Linked DNA regions of Homo sapiens: region 1 is linked to region 2. The links are chromatin loops, found by intact Hi-C in ENCODE. Cell type or tissue: IMR-90. All regions are shown on one strand. Links, peaks and the distances in the headings refer to the core of each region. The heading gives the core; the rest is flanking DNA.

Evidence for each region. Peaks named below come from ENCODE experiments on the same cell type or tissue, not always from the same donor. Only the 100,000 strongest peaks of a DNase experiment are listed, where the experiment ranks them.
Region 1: a loop joins it to region 2, with 5 times the contacts of the local background. A loop is called at or near these places in 11 of 110 quality-filtered maps.

Annotation. Positions count from the first base shown.
Region 1 is chr16:84,735,127-84,748,038 of GRCh38, forward strand. It overlaps USP10 (ubiquitin specific peptidase 10), which reads left to right. Exons shown (of 14, transcript NM_005153.3): 3 at 5,183-5,243; 4 at 9,507-10,547. Among named protein-coding and RNA genes, the nearest start is that of USP10, 42 kb to the left of the region's middle. RefSeq lists enhancers at 305-1,270, 1,271-2,236, 3,566-3,615 and a silencer at 4,577-4,871. In IMR-90, for the core only: CTCF peaks have their summits at 3,544 (motif pointing left) and 4,858; DNase peaks (open chromatin) are centred at 3,525, 4,445, 4,795, 6,285 and 1 weaker place; H3K27ac peaks cover 952 bases.
Region 2 is chr16:84,962,464-84,974,068 of GRCh38, forward strand. No RefSeq gene overlaps it. Among named protein-coding and RNA genes, the nearest start is that of LINC02176, 40 kb to the left of the region's middle. In IMR-90, for the core only: a CTCF peak has its summit at 8,262 (motif pointing left); DNase peaks (open chromatin) are centred at 8,238 and 10,258; H3K27ac peaks cover 1,310 bases.

The DNA.
Region 1 (12,912 bases), core at 1-8,000, 230 kb before region 2:
CTCAGGGGGGTTCTCATGCTTCAGCCCCTGAATAGCTGGGATTACAGGTGTGTGCTGCCAGGCCCGGGTGGTGTGTGTGTGTGTGTGTGTGTGTGTGTGTGTGTGTGTGTGGTGTGTGTGTTTTTAAGTAAGGGGATTTTGTATTTTTTCCCACATCACACTGATGTAACCATACGTTTTAGTTGCTACAGGTTTTCTCAAGTGTGTACACATGTGGATGGGTGGGTACCTGTTTGCAAGTGAGTAGACAAAAACTTGAGTTTTCATGTGATAGGAAAGTGAAAAGTGCACCGTATTTCAAGTCTGAAGGCCTGGGGTCGCTTCAGTTCTGCCACTTCCACAGGCTCGGAGGGTTTGGGCACGTTCTTTCCTTTTGGGCCTCCCATTTCTTTTCTCTTTCTTTTGTTTTTTAAATTGAAAAAATGCAGAATGCTTATTCACGTCACAGAAATGTTGGGAAATCAGCTAATGTATGGTCCGATAACTAGTGAGTAACAGATGTTAGTAGAAATGGATGAAAAGGGTACAGATGGTAAGTTATGCCAAACCTTTTATTCACAGAAGACGTGACTGTGTCTCATGAAAATGAGCTCAAGCTTCAGAACTCGTAGTGTGTGTGGGCTTATTTGGGCTTTTCTGTTTTTCTTATTTTTTAACATACGGTGAAGTTTGGAGGGGTATAAAAAGAGTTTATCAAAATCACAGTAACCTGCAAAAGGGAAATGCAGGCTAATTAACATAATCGGATGGAGTTGTTTTCCCCAATCTTCAGGAATCTGAATTATAATAGCACATGATTACACAGGAACTCACTTTCATGGGGCGGCATGTGGTTGGGCCTGTGGGTGTGTGAGTGGCGAGGGCGTGTCACTTGGACCTGTGGGTGTGTGAGTGGCGAGGGCGTGTCACTTGGACCTGTGGGTGTGTGAGTGGCGAGGGCGTGTCACTTGGACCTGTGGGTGTGTGAGTGGCGAGGGGAGGGCGTGTCACTTCTACAGCACAGTTTGGCCTTTTATCTCTCAGGTAACATAATTGCCGCTCAAACATGCAGTGTTTCTACCATGTGGCTGTGGCATGAGTTACAATCTAGTCGAATTTTTCATATGCTTTTTCTCCGTTGTTAGGAGCTTGATAAAATATTGTTTTCTCTACTTGGGGCCATGAATTGAAAAACCAAAATTAAGAAATGTGGGATGTTAAGATGAAAGAGCATTCTGCCTTCCTGCAGAAGCGCCTCCTGCCAGCGGAGGGCTGCTTTGTCTTTTAGTTTGCTTGCTTGGCAGCTTGCCACTGGCAAGATAAGGTGGCTAGTAATTTAGTGGCATCAGGAGAAACGAATTCAGGTGAAAGGTAGCTGGCATCTTTTCTAGAGTTGTGCTCCAGTGATTTAAAAATTATTTTCTCCAGTGGAAAAAATGCAGTCACCTTATTTAATAAGCATGTTTAAACCTCAGTCGTAATCCTGTTATTTATGTTCAGAAAGAAAGAGAAAATGCTCACCATTCTTTAGTTTCCAGAATCTCAGCTTTGGAAGTAGCACACATCCCAACCATGACTGAGTCAATAAGCCCCCGATGACATAGTGTTGGCAGTGGGCAGTGTGTGTGGTGTGGGTGTGTGTGGGTACTCATGGAGAGTAGAGAGTAGAGACAGTTCTTAATTTGGTGTGTTTTCTTTTTTGAGAGGGAGTCTCGCTCTCTCGCCCAGGCTGGACTGCAGGGGCGTGATCTCGGCTCACTGCAAGCTCCGCCTCCCGGGTTCACACCATTCTCCTGCCTCAGCCTCCCGAGTAGCTGGGACTACAGGCGTCCGCCACCTCGCCCGGCTAATTTTTTGTGGTTTTAGTAGAGGCGGGGTTTCACCGGGTTAGCCAGGATGGTCTTGATCTCCTGACCTCGTGGTCTGCCCGCCTCGGCTTCCCAAAGTGCTGGGATTACAGGCGTGAGCCACCACGCCCGGCCTAATTTGGTATCTTAATGGGATTTTAAAGGAGGGCTTTGTGGTTCAGGAGAGTCTTTGAGACGGAAAGCAGAACACACAGGTAGCCCAGAGGGAGACTTCAGAACATGACCTTCCTATAGCCACGGGCCCAGGTATCCTTTTCACAAGGCCGCAGCACTGTTTTCACACTGTGCGTTTAGCATAACTATTAATAGATGACAGTTTTTTCCCTTGCTCACTTTGCATTTGTCTAGGGAATTTTATGTCTTTGCTTTGATTTTTGAACTTTGTATTCTTACAAATAGTTATATAGTTAATGAGTGAACTTCGAACCATCCTGGCACTTTTATTCTGTTGTGTATTTAGATACCCAGTTACCACAGACTAAGTGCATCTGATGTGTGAGGGAGGTTTGCTGAATGAAAGGTGCTGTGTGCCTGTGGAATAAAACACACACATTTCCACAGTGCCACAACCCATCTGGCATTCCTGCAGGTGCGCTCTTTTATCAGCTTAGCAAATCAAAGTAAGTGTGTTGAGCATGCTTACTGAAGGTGGCAGTGTCATCTGGGAGTTTGCTGGTGGTCGTCTCACCAGATCCCTGCTGTGCCTCTTACTGGCAGTGTCACCTGCTGGCACTGTCACCTGGCTTCCTCATCTGAAGCTGGCAGTGTCGCCTGGCTTCCTCATCTGTCAGAGGGCCACAGTAACAGGACCTCCTCCCCAGAGTTGTTGAGGAGCAGGATGTGTGCCTGGCACACCCTGAGTGCCCAGTCAGTGCCACCTGGTGTCACTGGTCCAGCCTTTCCAGCCTCTCCACCCTCAGTCAGCGCCACCTGGCATTACCGGCCCCGCCTCTCCACTTGGCTTGTCCTCAGCGTCATCTGTGTATTTTTCCCGATTGCTGGGGTTTTCTTCTGCATGTTGTGGGAGTGGCTGGGAGTTGAGTGAGTGTTCACACCCCGTGGTTGAATGTTGAGGAAGGGGACAGCCGGAAGATGGTGAGCAGGGTTCTAACAGCTCTCTGCCTTGTGAAGTGGATGGGTGAAGAGGTCCCTTCTCTGAATTGTGCGTCTTCCCAGCCTGCTGCAGTCTCTCGGGTCTGGAGGTTTCCTTCAGCATTCTCTCTTCCCCGAGCAGAACAGAATACTGGGAAGTGTGAAGAGAACATTGATATAATAGTGATGAAACTGTTTTGACTCAGAAAAAGATGATTTCTTGATGTTACAATAAATTTTGTGTAAAAATAGAGTGATTCAAAACACTTTTCATGCCTCAAAATAACACAGCTTTCTGTCACCAGGGGGCATCCTAGTGTCATTAACAGAAAAAGAGGGCATTCTATGTATCAGTTTCTAAACTGTCTTCTTTGACCACAGAGGGTTTTGAACGAGATGGAGGCTTCCTGAGACACACATGGCCGCTGTGTCCACTGCCCTTATAGACCCACCTCTCTGCTCCAGGTGCCTGCCAGCATCAATGCTGGTGTGTGGAATGGTCTTTGCCTTGCGGGTGCCAAGGCTAGTGTAGCCCATCTCAGCATACAGAATGCTTTCTTCTGGGTGTCAACGTGATGCGTACTAGGTTGCCCCCTGGTGGTGGAGATAAGTGCAGCTGTCAACTCCTGAAGGTGTTGGCTTCTTTTGAATTGCCCTGTGTTTTCCTGTTTGTCATAATTCTCTGGGAAGAGAACTTACTGCGTTACTAGCAGAGAGAAGCTTTTATTGCTGTGATTATTGAATTGGTGTGCTGAGATCTCATTGGAGAACTCAGCTGAGGAAGCCAATCAAGCAGCAGCTCTCATACAGTATTGGGCATGAGACTTACCTAGGAGCCTCTGAACTTTGCGGCCCTAGGGCCGTTCCTGCACTGGCCTTTGTACTGCAGTGAACAGACTTTGGGAAGTGCTGCACCAGAATGTCTTTTTGTTCTTTTGTTCTGCCCTCAGGTAGCAGTTTATCTCTCTGCTTACCTTACCCCTTTTCTTCCTAAACCTTTTTTTTTTTTTTGAGACAGAGTCTTGTGCTGTTGCCCAGGCTGGAGTGCAGTGGCACTATCTCGGCTCACTGCAAGCTCCGCCTCCCGGGTTCACGCCATTCTCCTGCCTCAGCCTCCTGAGTAGCTGGGACTACAGGCACCCACCACCATGCCCGGCTAATTTTTTGTATTTTTTAGTAGAGACAGGGTTTGTTTTTTTTTTGTTTTGTTTTGTTTTGGTTTTTGAGACAAAGTCTTGCTCTATTGCCCAGGCTGGAGTGCAGTGGCGCGATCTCGGCTCACTGCAACCTCCATCCCCCAGGTTCAAACGATTCTCCTGCCTTAGCCTCCCAAGTAGCTGGGATTACAGGTGCCTGCCACCACGCCCAGCTGATTTTTTGTATTTTTAGTAGAGATGGGGTTTCACCATGTTGGCCAGACTGGTCTAGAACTCCTGACCTCAAGTGATTCACCCACCTCAGCCTCCCTCATTGCTGGGATTACAGGCATGAGCCACCATGCCCTGCCCCTTCCTAAACTTTCTTACACCCAATGTGTCCATTGGAAGCATTTCCAACTCTTAAATAAATGTTATGGAATAGCTAGGAAGAAGAAAAATTTAAGTTATTTTTGAGATAACCTTTCAGCTTTTTACAAAGAAGTCAGACAGTTCCCATTCTGCTTTCTGTCTGCCAAACAAGGAATGTGACTTCTAGCTGTTAATGTAGTTAATTAAGGCACTGTGTTAAAAAGGGAGCTGCAGTCACCAGGCTTTTTGTTTATAGTGCGCTTTCCTCTGCTCTCCGACCATGGACCTGGTCCCAGCCTCTACTGGCTGTGTTGCAATGTAGTGATCGTGAATAAGAGGTGCAGTCAGGAAGAGTCATCTTCGCTAGTGCACAAACAAAAGTGTCTGTGGTCTGGATGGTCAGTCACTGACATCCTGTGGAAAGAAGGATGTATCATAAGCATTTCATTGTAGCTGATTTACATGTCCATTGGAGTTCATTTTTATTCCTTTTGGCTTCATTTTCGGATCTGTTTAATAGTGATAAATATTTGAAAGCATTTCTATTGTGTTTTTTTCGTTAAATGAAGATGATTTAGATTGCACTGACTCTTCATGTATGTTATTCTGCTAGAAGTAACGGCATGCAAAGTTGTATGGATTAAGAGTTTTAATGAATTGTTGCCTTAATTAAATGGTAAGCGTTGGTTTTAACATTTTGTTGAATTAAAATTTGTTTTCTGATTCCTTGTGCAGCTTCCTCCATACAGTGGAACAGTTCTGTGTGGCACACAGGCTGTGGATAAACTACCTGATGGTAAGCTAGTTCTCTCCTTATTTCCCTGAAGGGAATTTGGCCATACGTGCTGGGTGGGCAGGCTACCTGTAAACATTGTTTCCCATTTGAATAAACATTTCTTTGTAGCTTGAAGTTTTTGCTGTAAACTGTAATGTATTTAATTGCTGAATCACTTTGACTAGTGAATTGGTTTTAAAGCGTATCCTGTGCTTCGGAGTGCCAGCCATGTAAGATTTAGTTTAGGAAATGGTTGTTGAGTTCTTTTTTTCCTAACAGTTCTGAGTGCAACAGGTATGTTACTCTTCATCAGCACATGCTGGAGTTGAAGCGAACTTTGGGTCTTGTTGCTAAGCAGCCTGCTGGCTCCAGCGCCAGCTAGCTTCTGAGCCTGTGTTCTTTGTAAACTAAGGGGCAGCTGGCATCTGTTGTTCTTGCAGTTCACATTCATGTCCTGGTCTGTCGCTGACTCTTGGGAACTCAGGTCAACTCTTCACCTCCTGGTCTGTTACTTTTTTGGGTCTCCATCACAGGCACTAAGCTGATTGCCAGAGATGGTGCTTATGGAGATGCAATGATTTTGTATTGCTTAAGTACCCAGCGTTGGAATACCAACAAGGTTGTTTAATTATTGATTGCAGGCTGCCCTTGCACAATTCAAACTTGTCGAGATCATTTTTCAATCTGAATCACTTTAAAGGCCCTTACTGGCCTCCAGGAAACTGATGCCAAACTTTTTCTTTGAGAGTTAGAGGTTTGGATTCCCTGTTCAGTTAGCATGGTCAGACTTATGAAAGGGGTTTTAATTACAATTTAGGCTTCAATAGAAGCCTTGAAAAGACTAACCAAACGTTTTATCTCCAGTAACATCAGGGAGTGATTATATCTAAAATTTTAGATTTATAAGAAATGTGGGAGACCATAAGGGAAAGAGCAGATCTAACAATAGCTTAGGACAAGTAATAAAATGAATGAAGCTTGAGGGACCGGGAAGCCGGGCTGCTCAGCCTCCTGAGCCACCTTTTAATTGGCTGATGTCAACCTCTCAGACATCTGAGTCAGTGGGACTTCCTCTGTCACTGTGTGCTTTGCACGTGGTGAGCATGCTGCTCATGTTGAACCAGTGCTTACAAATGCCCCATGATGTTCCCATGCACATCACTTCTTTGAGTTCACCCTCCTCCCTGTGCAGTGGGCACCACCAGCTCCCCCAGCCTCTGGAGTTCTGCTTCCCCCTCCCTCCTTCCAGCCTGCCTGCCCTTTTCAGTGACTGCTTCTTGGCCCTTTTTCTCCATTCTTTACTCTGTTCCCTCTAAGTCCTGCCTTTTTTCTGCCAAAAACACGACTGGAATCTTGCCACCAGTTTGCACAGTTAGTGACAGGCCTGCTTTTCTCTGCAGCCTTTCTGGGTATCTTGTGTTTCCATGACATTAGTTTCTCTTCCAGTGCCTGTTCGACTGTACAGAGCCTGTGGGCACTGTCATGGACCTGCCTCTCTTTCCAGCCTGCTCAGCTGCTGATGGCAGGATCCATTTCTCTGTGTCTGTCACTGCGCCTGTAGTATCTGGAATGTTGTAAGCCCTCAGTACATTTGTTGGATGAATGGTTTAGGATGCTTTATTCTGCTCCCTCCCACTACCTCCAGCTGCAGCAAGCCCTTTGCAGAGGCACCTCATCGTGGCTTCCCTTTTAGATCTCGGCCTTTTCTATTTTTGTGTTTTTTAATTTTTTTATATTTTAATTTTTGTAGGTACATAATAGGTGTATATATGTATGGGGTACATGAGATATTTTCATACAGGCATACAACAAGTAATAATCACATCAAGGTGAATGGTTGTCCTTCACCTCAAGCACTGCCTGTTTTAGATGTTCCTAAAGCTTGAGATACCACTCCTTCACCCTGCCCTTAGCAATTCAGTGATCCATCAAGTTCCACTGACCTCTCTAGTTTCTGATAGAAGTTGATCACTGTTTCCTGCATCCAGAAGAATCCTTTTTCTAAAGCTATTCACAGCTTTCTCTCCCCTCCCTCCATGTTTTCATTCTCAGTTGTTTGTATTTGTCTCCCTAATAAATGTGAACTCTCTGAGCAGGGCCCTTGTGTCACTAATCTCTGTATATTTCCCTCCCTCGCCCCCTGCCTTGTAGTCCAGTCCTCTCTACTGCATGTACTGCAGTGAGCAGCCTTGGAGAAATGCTGTGTTAGGATTCGTGGTTTTAAGAGCCTCTGCCTGCATTACCTGAGTATTGAGTTTCCATCTTCCTAATGTATTGATTGGGTTGTTGAAGCCAAGCGTGCAGGCCGTCCTGCACTTCGTCTGCCTGGCACATTGGGCTCTGAGCTCTCTGCCATGCGGTGCAAGGCACATGGCGTCCATTGTGAGTGTTCCTCCATAAGAAGAGGAACTGTGCTGGCTAGGAATCTGCCTTCTAGTGAGATGATCAAACATGGTATTGAGTAAATGTTTGATACTAATTATAACATACTGAAATGGTTCTGTTCACGTTACATCACATTCTAGAATGTTTTATGTTCTGATAAGATTGAGAATTGAGATGTGTACAGCACATCTGTGTCTTAGAAATAATCAGTCTTGCATAAGCTGAATGACACAACACGTTCTAGTTTCTAATGTGATTTCACAGCCTTCAAAGGGCAGGCTCCACATGGAGCCTTCCGCCCCAGGCACACCCGTTTCAATCTGGGGAGCCTTGACGGCCCCAGAACATCAGGGAATAGGGGATGTATGGAACCAAAATGAACAGCCAGCCCCTACATATGATAATAAATTCATTTCCCCTTGATATTCTTTTCAAAGTAAGGAAACAAAAAATAAATAGTAGCCAAAGGAATTAGATGGTCGTGACTTCATGCATAAACTTGCTGTTAGGTGTAATCGTCATCAGTGTTCTTTTCCAGGAACTTTCTCTTGTTGGGGCAGGATTGTGCTGCCACCACCCTTCACCCCCCACAGTCGGGGGCTGTGATTCTAAAGCATACGAAGATTCAGGAGGCCTCGGGAGGCTGTGTAGCTCCAGCCTCCTGCACACTCACTTGCACGTAACTGGCCCCTCTCAGCGTCTGTATTTTTTCTTCTACAAAAAGATTTCTAGGGGTCCTTTCAAGGTAAAATATATTCAGTTCTCCGCAGTAGAACACCGTTCTTTGGGTATTAGTTTCTTTTCTTAAGATAGATGCCTTGAAAAAAAAATTGGCCCCTTAATGCTAGCCTGGAAGAAATCTTCATGCATTAAAGATGAAATATAAGGCATGTGTCCTTCCCTTAACTTCAAAATGTGTAACTTTTTATCAAATATAAGGTGACATTGATGCTTGATTTCTGTTGAAAGACACAATTGATTCTAAAACTTAACCTGATTTCAGAGGTGTAAACTATAAAAATACGTCTGTCTTAGCAGGAATGAATTATGTGGATTGTGGTTAACTGGGAAGGAAGTATTGAAGGCTTCCCAAGAGATATTTAAAAGTTCACAATTCTAACTTTTTCTTTTGGTATTTTTGGAAGGCTTTACCACCCATGGGGTTAATCCAGTGTGAATTTATTTAGAGGACGTTTGCATGTGTTCATGTCAGGGCCATTTTTCAGACTTAATTGAAGGTTACCAGCGGAGGAGACCAAGAGATAGAGAATTCAGAAGAGTGCTCTGAAGTGCGCTTTTATATATAGGATTCTTTGTTGTTGTTGTTGTTGTTGTTGAATCTTTTTTTGACATCTTTTTTTTTTGTTTTTAAATTTATACTTTCTAATTTCTCCTATCCAGTATGTATAGGATTCTTTGCGTAGTTCATGTTTTTGGAATTAATCAAATCACGTTAACTACAGAAGCTGATTTAACCATGTTTTAAGTCCCTAAGTTAGTTGTCATGATCTTTTAAAATTTAAGTTGTCCAAAATACATATTCCTTTATCTCAGGCATAAGGCAGCTATAAGAAAGTCAGATTCCACTGGGGGGTATTTTTAAAATTGGCAAAATATTACTTGCTTTTTATTACAAATTTATTTTAATTTCTACCTTCTGAAAGCCTTCCTTAGCTAGAAAGATAAGTACAGGCTTCTGCTTTTCATATCCCCAAATTAAATAATAATTTTATAGTTGTTTCATTTTCCGCAAATTGTTCAGCGTAAGTAAAGGACGTAATAGATTTGTTGATTAGGAAGAGAACTTAAGGTTTTTATTTTCAAAGAGAAAGTGAGTAATTACTGGTACTTAGAGTTTGTAGAACTGGGTTCTTAACTAATAGTTTTCTTTCTAAACAGGACAAGAATATCAGAGAATTGAGTTTGGTGTCGATGAAGTCATTGAACCCAGTGACACTTTGCCGAGAACCCCCAGCTACAGTATTTCAAGCACACTGAACCCTCAGGCCCCTGAATTTATTCTCGGTTGTACAGCTTCCAAAATAACCCCTGATGGTATCACTAAAGAAGCAAGCTATGGCTCCATCGACTGCCAGTACCCAGGCTCTGCCCTCGCTTTGGATGGAAGTTCTAATGTGGAGGCGGAAGTTTTGGAAAATGATGGTGTCTCAGGTGGTCTTGGACAAAGGGAGCGTAAAAAGAAGAAAAAGCGGCCACCTGGATATTACAGCTATTTGAAAGATGGTGGCGATGATAGTATCTCCACAGAAGCCCTGGTCAATGGCCATGCCAATTCAGCAGTCCCGAACAGTGTCAGTGCAGAGGATGCAGAATTTATGGGTGACATGCCCCCGTCAGTTACGCCCAGGACTTGTAACAGCCCCCAGAACTCCACAGACTCTGTCAGTGACATTGTGCCTGACAGTCCTTTCCCCGGAGCACTCGGCAGTGACACCAGGACTGCAGGGCAGCCAGAGGGGGGCCCCGGGGCTGATTTTGGTCAGTCCTGCTTCCCTGCAGAGGCTGGCAGAGACACCCTGTCAAGGACAGCTGGGGCTCAGCCCTGCGTTGGTACCGATACTACTGAAAACCTTGGAGTTGCTAATGGACAAATACTTGAATCCTCGGGTGAGGGCACAGCTACCAACGGGGTGGAGTTGCACACCACGGAAAGCATAGACTTGGACCCAACCAAACCCGAGAGTGCATCACCTCCTGCTGACGGCACGGGCTCTGCATCAGGCACCCTTCCTGTCAGCCAGCCCAAGTCCTGGGCCAGCCTCTTTCATGATTCTAAGCCCTCTTCCTCCTCGCCGGTGGCCTATGTGGAAACTAAGTATTCCCCTCCCGCCATATCTCCCCTGGTTTCTGAAAAGCAGGTTGAAGTCAAAGAAGGGCTTGTTCCGGTTTCAGAGGATCCTGTAGCCATAAAGATTGCAGGTATAGTTGAAAAGATACAAATCTAGAGTGAAGATGGGAGCAGACCTCATCAACTGGGCTTATAGACTGTGGTGTTACCCATAACAATGGCAGATTACCTGTGTGTTAATAGCAACGTCTGAAGGATGCCTATGTCTTAAATGTTCTCTAAAAGTAAGATAATATAGAAACAAATGGGAGGAGAGGGTTGTCGTAACTTTATGTTAAGTGAAAGATCCATGTCTGTTAGCAGTTCTTTTCTGTTGACAAGTTACATTTCCATTTCTTGCCTTTTGTTCAAGTAATTCTGCTCCACGGTATGAATGTATAATGGACTTTTTCTGTGATATACCTTTGGTATGATAATCCTGATTTGTACTCACTGTGTGCTCCTTTTTTATATTTCTTAAGATACAAGAAATCATTTTGTGAAATAACATGGTTTTTTTTTTTTGGATTGAGTAAATGGATTTTATTCAGAATTTTGATACACCAAGGTCAGCTCTTGAAGAGAAAAAAAATGTTAAGGGTTCAGCCCAAAGTTAATGTTTTATTTTAGAGTGCTAAGGCTCCAAAGTAGAAACAATTCACAATAAAAATAGAAAGCTGCATAATTCACAGATTGTTTTTAAAAAGTTACAGTAGGAAGTCAGAAATGCAGCAGGGTATGAAAGAGGTATGTGTCCTCACATAGCCACGTGTTGCTTAACTAAGATGGATATGTGTTCCGAGATGTGCGTGTTAACATCAGAGAGTACTACACAAATACAGGTGGTAGAGCCTTAGGCTGGTGGTGCAGCCTATTACTCCCGGGCTGCAAACCTGTCCAGCGTGTTACTACTGAATACTGTAGGCAGTTGTAACACAGTGCTAAGTATTTGTGTGCCTGAACACATTTAGACATAGAAAAAATATAGTACAGATATGGTATAAAGGATGAAAAGTGCTTCACCTGTATAGAGCACTCACCGTGAATGGAGCTTGCAAGACTGGAGTGGCTCTGGATGGGTCAGTGATGAGTGCTGAGTGAATGTGAAGGCCCAGGACAGTACTGAGCAAAGCCGAGTTTTATAAACAGTCAACACTTAGGCTGTACTACGTTGATTTACAAATTTTTCCTCAATAAGAAATTAACCTTAACCTACTGTAACTTTTTTACGTTTTATTTTACTTTTAAATTAAAAATTCTAAACTTTTTGACTCTTTCATGAGAACATTTAGCTTAAAACACACACTACAGCTATACAAAAATATTTTCTTCCTTTTTATTCTTACTTTCCTATAAGCTTTTTCATATTAAAAATTGTTTTTAACTTTTTAAACTTAAAAAGTAAGACACAAACATTAGCCTGGGCCTGCACAGGGTCAGGAGCATCAAGACGCCACTAGGCGGCAGGACGTTTCAGTTCCACTAGAATCTTGTGGGACCATCATACGTGCGGCTCATTGTTGACCGAAATGTTACGCCGCGCGTGACTGTACGTACCTAAGAAGCAGAAGCTGTGTCATCAGGTTGGATTCCACCAAGCCTGGTGACCAGATCTTCAGATTGTCACCCTAGTAGCCAAGTTAAAATAAGCTGTTTGGTTTAGGCTTTCTGTAATACTTTCTGATGTGACCTTTTGGAACACCTGACACCCTTCATTACCAGGATGTAGCAGCAAGCTGCCAAATGCACACCCTTCGATGGATGGTCAGAATTGTGTAAAAAATAAAACACATTCTTTGGGTGGCAATAGGGTGATAGCAAGCAATGTATATATATTTTTAAGAGTATTTTATTCCTTATACAAAATACATTATCTCAGGTACTCTTGTTGTTCTGAAGTTCTCTTAAATGAGCAAATGATAGGCCAGACGTCGTTATTTTGGGCTTCATATATATTTTTTAAAGCCAGGTGATTTTTTTTTTTTTTTTTTTTTTTTTTGAGATGCAGTCTCACTCTGTTGCTCAGGCTGTAGTGCAGGAGGCACGATCTTGGCTCACTACAACCTCCGCCTCCTGGGTTCAAGTGATTCTCCTGCCTCGGCCTCCCAAGTAGCTGGGATTACAGGCACATGCCACAATGTCTGGCTATCTTTTTTTGTATTTTTAGTAGAAATGGGGTTTCACCATGCTGCCCAGGCTGGCCTCAAACTCCTGACCTCAAGTGATCTGCTCGCTTCAGCCTCCCAAAGTGTTGGGATTCCAGGTGTGGGCCACCGCACTCAGGCCAGGCGATTTCTTGAATACAGCTTTCAGAATGTATTTATTGCAAGGACTGATACTGTAGGTGGATGACAAGGTCAGGAGATCGAGACCATCCTGGCTAACACGGTGAAACCCCGTCTCTACTAAAAAAAACCTAAAAATCAGCCAGGCGTGGTGGCGGGCGCCTGTAGTCCC
Region 2 (11,605 bases), core at 3,606-11,605:
CACCAGCTCCAGGTGTTTCTTTCTTTCTTCTTCTTTTTCTTTCTTTTTTTTTTTTTTTTTGAGACAGAGTCTTACCCTGTTGCCCAGGCTGGAATGAAATGGCATGATCTCGGCTCACTGCAACCTCCGCCTCCTGGGTTCAAGAGACTCTCATGCCTCCTGAATAGCTGGAATTATAGGCGTGTGCCACCACGCCCGGATAATTTTTGTATTTTTAGTAGAGATGGGGTTTTCACCATGTTGGCTAGGCTGGTCTCAAACCCCTAACCTCAGGTGATCCTCCCTCCTCAGCCTCCCAAAGTGCTGGGATTATAGGTGTGAGCCACCAAGCTCGGCCTCCAGGTGTTTCTATCTCTTGGGACCCTGCCGTTCCTTGATGCCAGCTGCAGCCCATTGTTACTTTAGAGACAGTTTAGCAACTGCCTGACCATCACCTGAGGGTCTCCTGATATTCCTGGGGGAGGGGGGCCTTTCCTAACCTGCTCATGTCTGCCTTGTAGAGAAAATTTCCTAACAATTTCCTCGTAGAGACAGCCTTTATGGATGTAACCCGAATATGAGCTAGGGTCCCAGACAGCTCGGTCTAGAGAGAGTCACAAACGTGCACAGTCCAGTCACCAAAAATGGTTGGAAAGGAATCTGGGGTTTTACTTGCATGTCTCTAGAACATTGAAAGGAATCCACCTCTTAACCCACAATTACGTTTCTCGAAATCCTGCTTCCTCTCCTCCCTGCTTCTCCTGTATCCTGCTCTGCTCCAGAACCTTCCTTCAGTCACCCAGAACTGCCCCCGACATCCAGCCCTCATTTCTGCCTCTCCTCCTCCCCTCGCCTCCCCCAGCCCTTGCTTGGCTTAGAGGGAGGAGCTTCTTCTTCCAGTTCTGCTTGTTTTCTCATGGCCTCCTCTAGAATCTGGATTCTCCGCCATAAAGGACAGCCTCCTCGCCTGTCCCCTCCTTCCTCTCTAGGTCCTGTCTCTCGCTGCCCCTTCCCCGACTCTGCTAGAAGTGGAACCAGCCTGGGAAAGGCAGAGCTCCCCTTGGAGAGCAGAGGAGGAGGAAAGCCAAGTGGCAGACACGGTGCGCCTTAACTGGCGAGGACCAGTCCCGAAATGCATCCTGTGTTTCACTATCTGCCCTGCGGCTGGTCCCCCTCGTCATCATCTCCTCTTCTGCTGGAGTTTCTCGTCTTTAGAGCTTTCCCCTGGCTGGGCATGTTCTTTCTCCCTCCCGCTCTGCCCAAGGAGAGGTGACGGGGGGTGAAGGAGGCCCTGAACTTCGTGGCCAGAACACGACAGAGGCTCCAGCTTTGGGAGGGGTGGGTGTGGGCGGATCATCTGCAGTGGCTACTTTCTCCAGTCTCTTCCAACACCCCGCAGCCCACCCCATTGCTGAAGGACCTCAGTTAGTCCCCAGCCTCCACCCTTGCAGGGCGTGTGTTCCAATCAAGCTCCACCGGAGGGTCCCCTTCCTCTCCACCAGTCCTCACCCTCCACACTGGCGTTCCTGAGCACCCCAGGATGCCGGGAGGTGTTGCCCACCCCCACCCCAGCCCACCCTTGCCGTGACCTGCATCCTCACCCCTAGCACCTGGAGGTTGCTTTGCTGATGACACGGTGGGAGCAAGATTCAGGTGGCACGGAGCAGAGGGGTGGGGTCAGCCTCAGGGGACAGGCTGAATCTCTGGGAGCCTCAGCTTCCTCCATCGAATGGATATGGTGACCTCTCCCACCCCTCCTCATGGGGCGCAGTGGGATCTGGAGCCCTTAGGTGTGCTTCAGGTGTGGGGTTGACGAGAGGGCATGGGTCATTCCGTTACCCTGTGCCAGCACGTGCTTGCTGTTCATTCACTATGCCGTGCTAGGAGGCGATACCGCGAGGAACCAGGGACGGATGCAGCACCTGTCAACCACATACCCGGGGCTTGAGTGCTGTTATGAGGGCGTGGGCCTATGGGACTCCGAGGAGGGGAACTAACCCTGCCAGGGGTGACCAGGGAGGCTCCCTGGAAGAGGTGGATTCTGAGCCAGGCCTTGAACAATGAGTGAGAAGTAGCCATTCATTTCTTCATTCATGTAGTTAACAAGCATCTGTTCCAAGTCTGGAAGTACAAATGCGCATTGAGTTGGAAGACAAGGGCCCATACGTGCTGCCCTGGGAGGGCTGGCCAGGAGAACAGAAGACATCTCTGACCTCCCTTTCAGGGCCCGTACCAGGTCCAGGGCTTGGCCAGGCTGGGTGTGGGTATGGGAGTGGGCAGGGCTGGCCCACCCAGGTGGGCCACAGAGCCAAGGGGGCCTGAGCCTCATCCATTAGGTGTGGTGTGGCCACACGGTGAGGGACAGGAAAGGATGGAGCTCCGTGACTGTTGATAGGGACAGATCTCCAAGACATGTTGTGACGTGCAAAACAGCAAAGTGAATGTTTGCTACCATTCGTGCACAAACACATCCGTGAGCAAACGTGTGTATGCACGCACACACACCTGTTGGCTTCAAACGTGTGTGTGCACGCACACGCACCTGTCAGCTTGAAATGTGTGTATGCATGCACAGGCACCTGTCAGCTTGAACATGCTCAGAGACCGTCTAGGCCCCGCGTGGGTACCACCCGCTCAAAACATGAACTTAATAGTTTTCAAATAAATAGAGGTTAAAAAACCCCAAAGACCCTGGCTTTAGAGGGTCCAGGTTTTGACGCTGAGCCTCGGTTTTCCCCTCACAGCTCCTGCTCCCTGGCGCTTTTGTGAGGAGCTGGCACACGAGGGATGGGAGGACTGGGAGCTGGCCGAGCTAAGGGTTTGACTGTTGGTAGCTGCTGCTGGTGCTGCTGTTTCTGTTTCTGGTGTTACAGCCACTTGCCCTGCACCCCAACCCCTCGAGTGATGGGGGAGAGCCGGGGAAGCCCTAACCTTACTTGGGTCTGGGCACCTCCCATGTCTCCAAGATTTCTCCCACTGCAGTTTGGAAACTGAGCTTCAGAGACCTGAATTCAGTCTCGTTCTAAGCACACTCGCATACACCAGACATATAATCTCACAAAATTGCATAAACACACATACAGCCATGCAAAATTACATGTGCACACAATCATCTCTCACGATCACTCAAAATCACATAAAAACCACACACAAATGCAAACTGCACTTATGTAAACACAAAGTGTCACACACAATCACACAATCACACACGCAATCATGCACAATCACACAAACACAATCACACACGCAATCACACAAACACAATCACAATCACACAAACACAATCACACACAATCACACACGCAATCACACACACAATTGCAAACAGTCGCACACAATCATGCAGCCGCATACAATCACAATCACATTCACGCACACACAATCACGCACACACAATCGCGTACACACAATCATGCACAATCACGCACACACAATCATGCACACACAGTCACGCACAATCACGCACGTACAATCACGCACACACAATCACGCACAATCACGCACGCACAATATCACGCACACACAATCACATACAATCACGCACTCACAATCACGCACAATCACGCACACACAATCACATACAATCATGCACAATCACGCGCACACACAATCACCAGCACGCAATCACGCACACAATCACGCGCACACAATCACGCACAATCGCGCACATACAATCACGCACACACAATCACGCACACACACAATCACGCGCAGACACAGTCACGCACAATCACACACAATCGCGCACACACAATCACAGTCACACACAATGACATACACAATCACATGATTACACAGATCACACAATCATGCTCACACACAGTCACACACAGAATCACGCACACACACAATCACAGATGCACAATGCAGCAAGCCCAGCTGCTGAAGTACTCAGCTCCTTCTGGATGAAGCTGGTACCCCGATCCCAGCCCAGCCCTCGCTTCCCAGGCCCCAGCAGTAAGAGGTCAGGAAGGGCTGGGCCAGGAGGGCAGCCCCAACGATGTTGTCCCCAGACCCACCAGCCAGACCCCAAAGGTGGGCTCAGAGCCTCCAGCCCCAGCGGGAAGTTCATCTCTAAAGCCCCCCAGCCCACCAACCATTCATAAGCCCCAGCTTAACGGGGGCCCCTGCTGTGATCTCAGCCTCCCAGGGAAGGAGGGGCTGGAGGGCTGTGGAGAGCCCAGACAGAAAGAGGTGGCCCTGCGGTGTCTTCCTGGGGCAGATGGAGTCATCTCAGGGCAGAGGCAGATCCTACAAGTGGTGCCTGTCCACTCAGCGCCTTCCCCTGTGAAGCTCCAGTTCTTGGTAGAAAGCCTGACCTTTGTGATGGGGGACAGTGGTGGCCATGGCTGGCGCTCCCCGCCTGTTTACTCCGTCCTTCCGGAGCTGCTTGCCCTGGAAAGGAGCAGAGGCCTTAAGATGGGGCACAGCAGAACCCAGATGTGTTCCTAAGGGAGCGTTAGACAAGCCCCAATTGAGGAACATTCTACAAAATATCTGGCTAATGCTAGGCAGGAAAGACTGAGAAACTGTCTCCAGTTGAGGAGTCCCAGGAGACATGAGCACTGTGAGAGCCAGCCTGGATCTGGGGGGCCCCGCGGGTCATTGTGAGATCTGGAAGAGGCTGCGGACGAGTTGACAGTGGTGCCTCCATGCCAGCTTCCTAGTTTCAATAATTGCCCAGGGGTTAGGCCGGGCGCGGTGGCTCACGCCTGTAATCCCAGCACTTTGGGAGGCCAAGGTAGGTGGATCACCTGAGGCCAGGAGTTTGATACCAGCCTGGCCAACATGGTGAAACCCCATCTCTAATTAAAAAAAAAATACAAAAAGGCCAGACACGATGGCTCATGCCTGTAATCCCAGCACTTTGGGAAGCCAAGGCGGCTGGATCACCTGAGGTCAGGAGTTCGAGACCAGCCTGGCCAACATGGTGAAACCCCGTCTCTACTGAAAATACAAAAATTAGCTGGGCGTGGTGGCGAGCACCTGTAATCCCAGCTACTTGGGAGGCTGAGGCAGGAGAATCGCTTGCAACTGGAAGGCTGAGGTTTCAACTTGAAACTGGAAGGCTGCATTGAGCCGAGATCTCGCCACTGCACTCCAGCCTGGGCAACAAGAGCGAAATTCTGTCTCAAAAAAAAAAAAAAGAAAAAAGAAAGGGAGGGGGATGCTATATAAAGGGTATGTAGGAAATCTCTGCTATATTTGCAACTTTTTTGTAAGTCTGAAATTATTTCCAAGTGAAAAATCAAAAATTTTTTTCTAATAAAATGCAGCACCCAGCTAGGAAGGTGAGCACAGGGACTGCCTGCATCCATCAGAGACTTGCTCCTCAGAGGACGTTTGCCACCAATATGAGCGGCCCTGGGGGCAGTGAGCTAGCGAGGCCTGGTAGAGGAGGGGGCGAGGCCAAAGCAGGCAAAAAGGAGGTGGGATCAGGGCCCACCCTGCCTCGAGGTTGCTGTGGGATACTGGGTGGATAACGGCGATACAGGCGCAAACACGTGATGCTGTCGTGTTCTGCCATAAAAAGGCATGAAGTCTGGACACGCGCTACCACATGGGCAGAACCTGAAAGCATAATGCCGAGTGAAAGAAGCCAGACACAGAAGGACACGTTTTGCAAGATTCCGTTTCTATGAAATGTCCAGAACAGACAGATTCATAGAAACAGAGTAGACGAGTCGGGGCCAGGGGCCGGGGGAGGAGACGGGGAGGAGGAGTAGGGACTGGCTGCTAATGGGCATGATGCAAATGTTTTGGACCTAGATAGGATTGAGCTTGTACAAGATTGCAAATAGATGATATTAAGCGCCATTGACTTATTCAGTTTAAATTAGTTGCTCTTACATCACGTGAATTTTATCTCAATATATTATTTTTCTAAAAGTGAAATGCTGTCCTGGGTGGGTGTGCGCAGGCACAGCCTCCAGCTCCAGCCAGGAAGAATTGGGGCCCAGGGAGGCAATGAATCTGAATTTCAAGGTGGAATCTCCTGATACGTAGATCTTAGCAACTGACTAAAGGTATTTCATCAACGCCATTGGGGGCAGCTCTAGGTCTCAGCCACCAGCTTGCAGTCTTAACCCAAGATGACCTGGGGTGGGGTGTCTGTGTGTTCGGTGGAAGCATCTGGGAGATGGCCACCCCTCACCTCCTTGGGGTTTACTTGGAGAAACGAGGACAGACGGAAAAGTACCTCCAGGCAGAGAGAAAAGCTCTAGACAAACACCAAGATGTTCATGGTTTTAAAAGACAAGAGCTGCAGCCTTTTAAAATCCCACAGGCCTCTCTGCCATGGATGAAACACTTTCTGGGGAGATTGTAAATGTTTACTCTGGTGGATTTTGTTATAAATGGACGTGGTTTTGTTTGGTTGGTTATGTTCTTGTTTGCTTTTTTTTCTTTTTTTCTTTTTTGAGATGGACTCTCGCTCTGTTGCCCAGGCTGGAGTGCAGTGGTGCAATCTTGGCTCACTGCAACCTCCGTCTCCCGGGTTCAAGCGATTCTCCTGCCTCAGCCTCCCGAGTAGCTGGGACTACAGGCGCCCGCCACCACGCCCGGCTAATTTTTTTTTTTTTTTTTTTTTTTAGTACTTTTAATAGAGACGGGATTTCACCATATTGGCCAGGCTGGTCTCGAACTCTTGAGCTTGTGATCCACCCGCCTCTGCCTCCCAAAGTGCTGGGATTATAGGCATGAGCCACTGCGCCCGGCCATCCTTACTATTTCTTGAGCACCTACTATGTGCCAAGCATCCTCCTGCCCTTCAGGATTCATTATTGCTGATCCTCCCAGCAGCTACACGAGGCAGAAGTTGTTGTCATTTTACATACAAGGAAACTGAGATGCAGAGGCAGGAGGTGACCCACTCCGGGCCTCGCAGCTGACGAGGCTGGTGCTGGGATCCTGAATAGCCGGCAGATGACCAGATTTGGTGGTTTCTGGTTGCATTGAGCTTGAAAAGCCTGTTCCCCTCCACCCAGGGAATCCCCTACTCTTTCCAATGCTGGGTGCGAAAGCTGTGATTTTCAACTTGGAGCATGTTGCTAAAATACAGATCACTGGGTGGACATCAGAGTTTCTGACTGGGGAGGTCTGGGGTGGGGCTGAGAATTTCCATTTCTAACAAGTTCCTAGTGATGCCGGTGTTCCCGGTCCGGGGAGGGGAATGCACTTTGAAAACCACTGTCCTAAATAAAACAAGTTCATTCATATTAAGGTTTGGGGGACTGAGAACAGCTTCAGTATGAGCCTTCCCCCAGTTAGATGTGATGCTGTAGTGGGGAAGTTACAGGCTGAGGGTGGGAAAGGAAGGGACATGTTTTGTTTTGTTTTGAGACAGAGTCTCACTCTGTCGCCCAGGCTGGAGTGCAGTGGGGTGATAGCTCACTGCAACCTTTGCGTCCTGGGTTCAAGCAATTCTCCTGCCTCAGCCTCCAGAGTAGCTGGGATTACAGGCGTGCACTACCATGCCTGCCTCATTTTTGCATTTTTAGTAGGAACGGGGTTTCCCCATGTTGGTCAGGCTAGTCTCGAACTCCTTACCTCAGGTGATCCGTCCGCCTCAGCCTCCCAAAGTGCTGGGATTACAGGCATGAGCCACTGTGCAGAAGGGACATGTTGAGGGAGGGAAACTGCAAAAAACCCAGCCCTTTCCTGCCCCAGGGCCTTTGCACATCTGGTAACCGCAGCTGCAACCCCTCACCTCCCTCCAGGGCCCTTTCCTGACAACTCATCCTCCACAATATCCACCCTGATAGGGGATATCTCCTTTTCTCAATGCTGATAGCAGAAATCACAGTCTACAAATTGCATATTTAATTTCTTGTATTAGTGTCTTTTTTTCTTGAGTCTCACTCTGTTCACCCAGGCTGGAGAGCGGTGGCACGATCTTGTCTCACTGCAACCTCCGCCTCCCGGGTTCAAGTGATTCCCCTGCCTCAGCCTCCCGAGTATCTGGAATTAAAAACGTGAGTCACCATGTCCCTCTCATTTTTTTGTTTTTAGTAGAGACGGGGTTTTGCCATGTTGGCCAGGCTGGTCTCAAACTCCTGACCTCAAGTAATCCACCTGCCTTGGATTCCCAAAGTGCTGGGAGCACAGGTGTGAGCCACTGCACCCAGCTAATTAGAGTCTACTGAGGGCAGACGCCTTGCTGGCACACGGTAGGTGCTCTGTAAATATCTGTGGACCTACTGAGCAGATGGGCCAGCGATGGGTGAACTTCCCGCGGCCTGAGCAGTGTGTGGGTATTTGCTGTCTCGTGGCGCCCCCTGGTGGCCGTCATGCAGCACACGCTGAGGGGCCAACCCGTTTTCTCCCTGCAGGATAAGTCCCTCACCTGGCACCCACTTCCCATGTGGCCACCATCGGTGACGTGGGCAGATCCACAAAGTGGCAGCTTTTGGCCCCCATGGAGTTCTGTGCTTCTGGATGATCAGGTGAGTTGGAGGAAAGTCCCTGTTAGAGTTTCTCACATCATTAGTAATGGCACCATGATTAAAGAGCTAGTGCTGATCATGTTAAACATAATACGATCCTTGTTTGCTGCCTATGGGCCCCGAGCAACCTCTCTCAGCCTCAGTTTTTCCCCATCTATGAGATGGTGATGATTGCAAGAGTTAAGGGAAACGGTGCGTGTTAAATCAGCACAGGACAGGCAGGTTTTCCATAAAGAAGCGCTGTCGTATTTGGGGGAAATTTTCTCCTGAGCATGGGCTGATGACACCGTGAGAGGTCAGCCCTGTTACTCACCCAGCTGGGCATGTCAGAAAGCTTCTTGGCCTCCATTTCCCCACCTGTGAAATGACCACCTTGGCCACACTGCCTCCCAGGGATGTGGGGGGAGCACCAAGGAACACCAGAGCTTGACAGCTGGTTCCCAGATACGAAGGATGGGGAAAGAATTTTCTGTAGGAGGAGGTCAGACTCCTAGGTACCACCCCCCAGACCCCAAAGGAGAGGGGCAGCTATTCCTGGAAGATCACGGGGTCAAGGACAGCAGGCACTACTCGGGGCAGAAAAGGAGAGAGGAGCTGGTCTATTTACTGCCCAGCGAAGCTTCTGGGCCCTTCTCTACCGAGTCCCAGCAGCCAGTCTTCCAGTCAGGAGATGGGGGCCGCCTCATGGAAAAGCTGGCTCCCTACACAGCCCTGCCAGGCAGTGGGCTGGTGTCTCACGCAGAACATGGAGGAGGGCTTCTAATAGGAAAGCCAGAGAGCACGCAGAGGAGAGAATGCGGAGTGGGGAGCCTGGGAGTACACCACCCAGGAAGCCAGGGGAAATGCAGAACGAAACCCCAGTATCCTTAGAGACAGGGAACAGCAGGGCATCCGCAGAAGACACTCTGGCTGATGTTTCCTCAAAAACACAAAGGAAAATAAAAAGCTTCTGGAAATTAAATCTACCATAGCCTGAATTTTAAAAAACATCCAGAAGAGCTAGAAGACAAAGCGTGGCGTGGTGGCTCACACCTGTCATCCCACCACTCTGGGAAGCCGAGGTGGGCGGATCACTTGAGGTCAGGACTTCAAGACCAGCCTGGCCAACATGGTGAAACCCCGTCTCTACTAAAAATACAAAAATTAGCTCGGCGTGGTGGCACACGCCTGTAATCCCAGCTACTCAGGAGGCTGAGGCAGGAGAATCACTTGAACCTGCAAGGCCAGAGGTTGCAGTGAGCGGAGATCGTGCCACTGCACTCCAGCCTGAGGGACAGAGCGAGACTCCATCTAAAAAAAAAAAAAAAAAAAGCAAAGCTAAAGATTTCCAGAAAACAGAGTGTGTAATAAGAAAATCAGAGGATCAGTCTAGGTGGTTCAACATGCAATCTTAAAATTAAGAAAAAAATGGAGTGAATGGGATTCCCAAAGACATAACACAGAATGTCTGCCAGAACCAGAAAGCTGAGTGTCAGGTGGAGTCTACTGAGCATCAGCACAGCCAGCGGGAGAACTGAGGCCAAGGCACCTTGTCGACAACCCTGAGAAACCGAGGAACTAAAGAGAGGCCGTGGGCCAGGTGCAGTGGCACACGCCTATAATCCCAGCACTTTGGGAGGCCGAGGTGGGCGGATCACTTGAGGTCAGGAGTTCGAGACCAGCCTGGGCAACATAGCGAAACCCTGTCTCTTCCAAAAATACAAAAAAGTTATCTGGACGTGGTGACAAGGGCCTGTAGTCCCAGTGACTCAGGAGGCTGAGGAACAAGAATTGCTTGAGTCCAGGAGGTGGAGGTTGCAGTGAGCTGAGATCACGCTGCTGTACTCCAGTCTGGGCTGAGATCCAGCCTGGGTGACAGAGCAAGAACCTATCTCAAAAAAGAAAAAAAAAAAAAAAGCTAGGTCACACAGCACAGGGGCCAGGAGAGTGTGGGCTCTCCATGGCTGCTCTGGGAGCCAGAAGATGGTGGGGTGGTGTCTCCAACAGGCTGAGTGAAAAGTACTTAGCTACGCCATCAACCAAAGGTGAGGCAGAATAAGGTATTTTTAGGTGAGCCAAAATACCGGAAACTTGAAGAATAAGGCACCCCTTCTCCAGCAACTCTCAGGGAGCGGTTATACCACTGGAAGGATCTGGAAGGTGTAGACCCTGGGACCCAGAAGATTGAACCCACCAACCCTGCAGAAGCCAGGCCCTCTCAGCAGGGAATGGGGGAGATGGTGCAGATGCTGCCCGTGGCAGAGGCTGGCTGGGGTGCAGGCACTCAGCGACAGCTGGAACAGGCACACGAGGCAGCTTCACCTCTGTAAAAGCAAAAAGTTGGACCAAAAAATCAGAGGCCCCTATCTGGTTTAGCAGCAAAGTATTCAGTCATCACAACTAAACTTGATCATGTACGAAACGTGGGACGCACATATATTCGGTGAATGGGGAGGGGAGAGCAGGCAGGAAACCCGGAGTTCTCTGGACTGCAGATGTGCTGTGCCTAGAACTTTCTTCGGAAACTTGCTGGCCCTTTTGGGAAGCCGCCTGCATGGGCCTGTCGGGCCTGACCGCTGAGCTACTCGCTCTCTTAGAGCTCAGAGATTGGCTCAGCTTTCAGCGCCCAGAACCAGCCACACGGAAAACCAATTTTCCCTTGGCGTCTTCAGGTTGTCTTGGCTAAAATTAGCAGCTGGATGAGGGGCATTGCGGTTTTAAACAGGCTCCTCAGGAGATGCTGTAGGGCGCTTGTGCTTTTTTTTATGGGCACCCTGCTTTTTGTGTGCGGCTCCCAGGCTACCCTTCAAGCTATTTTCCCCTGCTTCCATACCCAAGCCAAGTTCATGTACAATAGAAGATAGGATTTAGCCACCTTCCTATTTGGAGGATATTTTTGTTTTGTTTTAATGCAAGCGTCATCCTTCTATACAATGAGCCTACATAACAATCTAATATAAGGAATACAAATAATATTGCAGCAAAATTCGGCAGAGCCACAAACACAAGCTGGAGGGCTGCTGCCCATGCAGCCGCCCGGCTCAGGTGTGCGCCTCCGTGTTCGAGTCTCCTTCTCATTTCCGCGTGTCTGGAATGCCACCAGGAGCCCCAAGGCACAGCACGTGCGAGGCAGGGCTGCGGCACACACTGACCATCTGGCCTCTGAAAGGTAAGCGAGGCAGGGCTGCGGCACACACTGACCA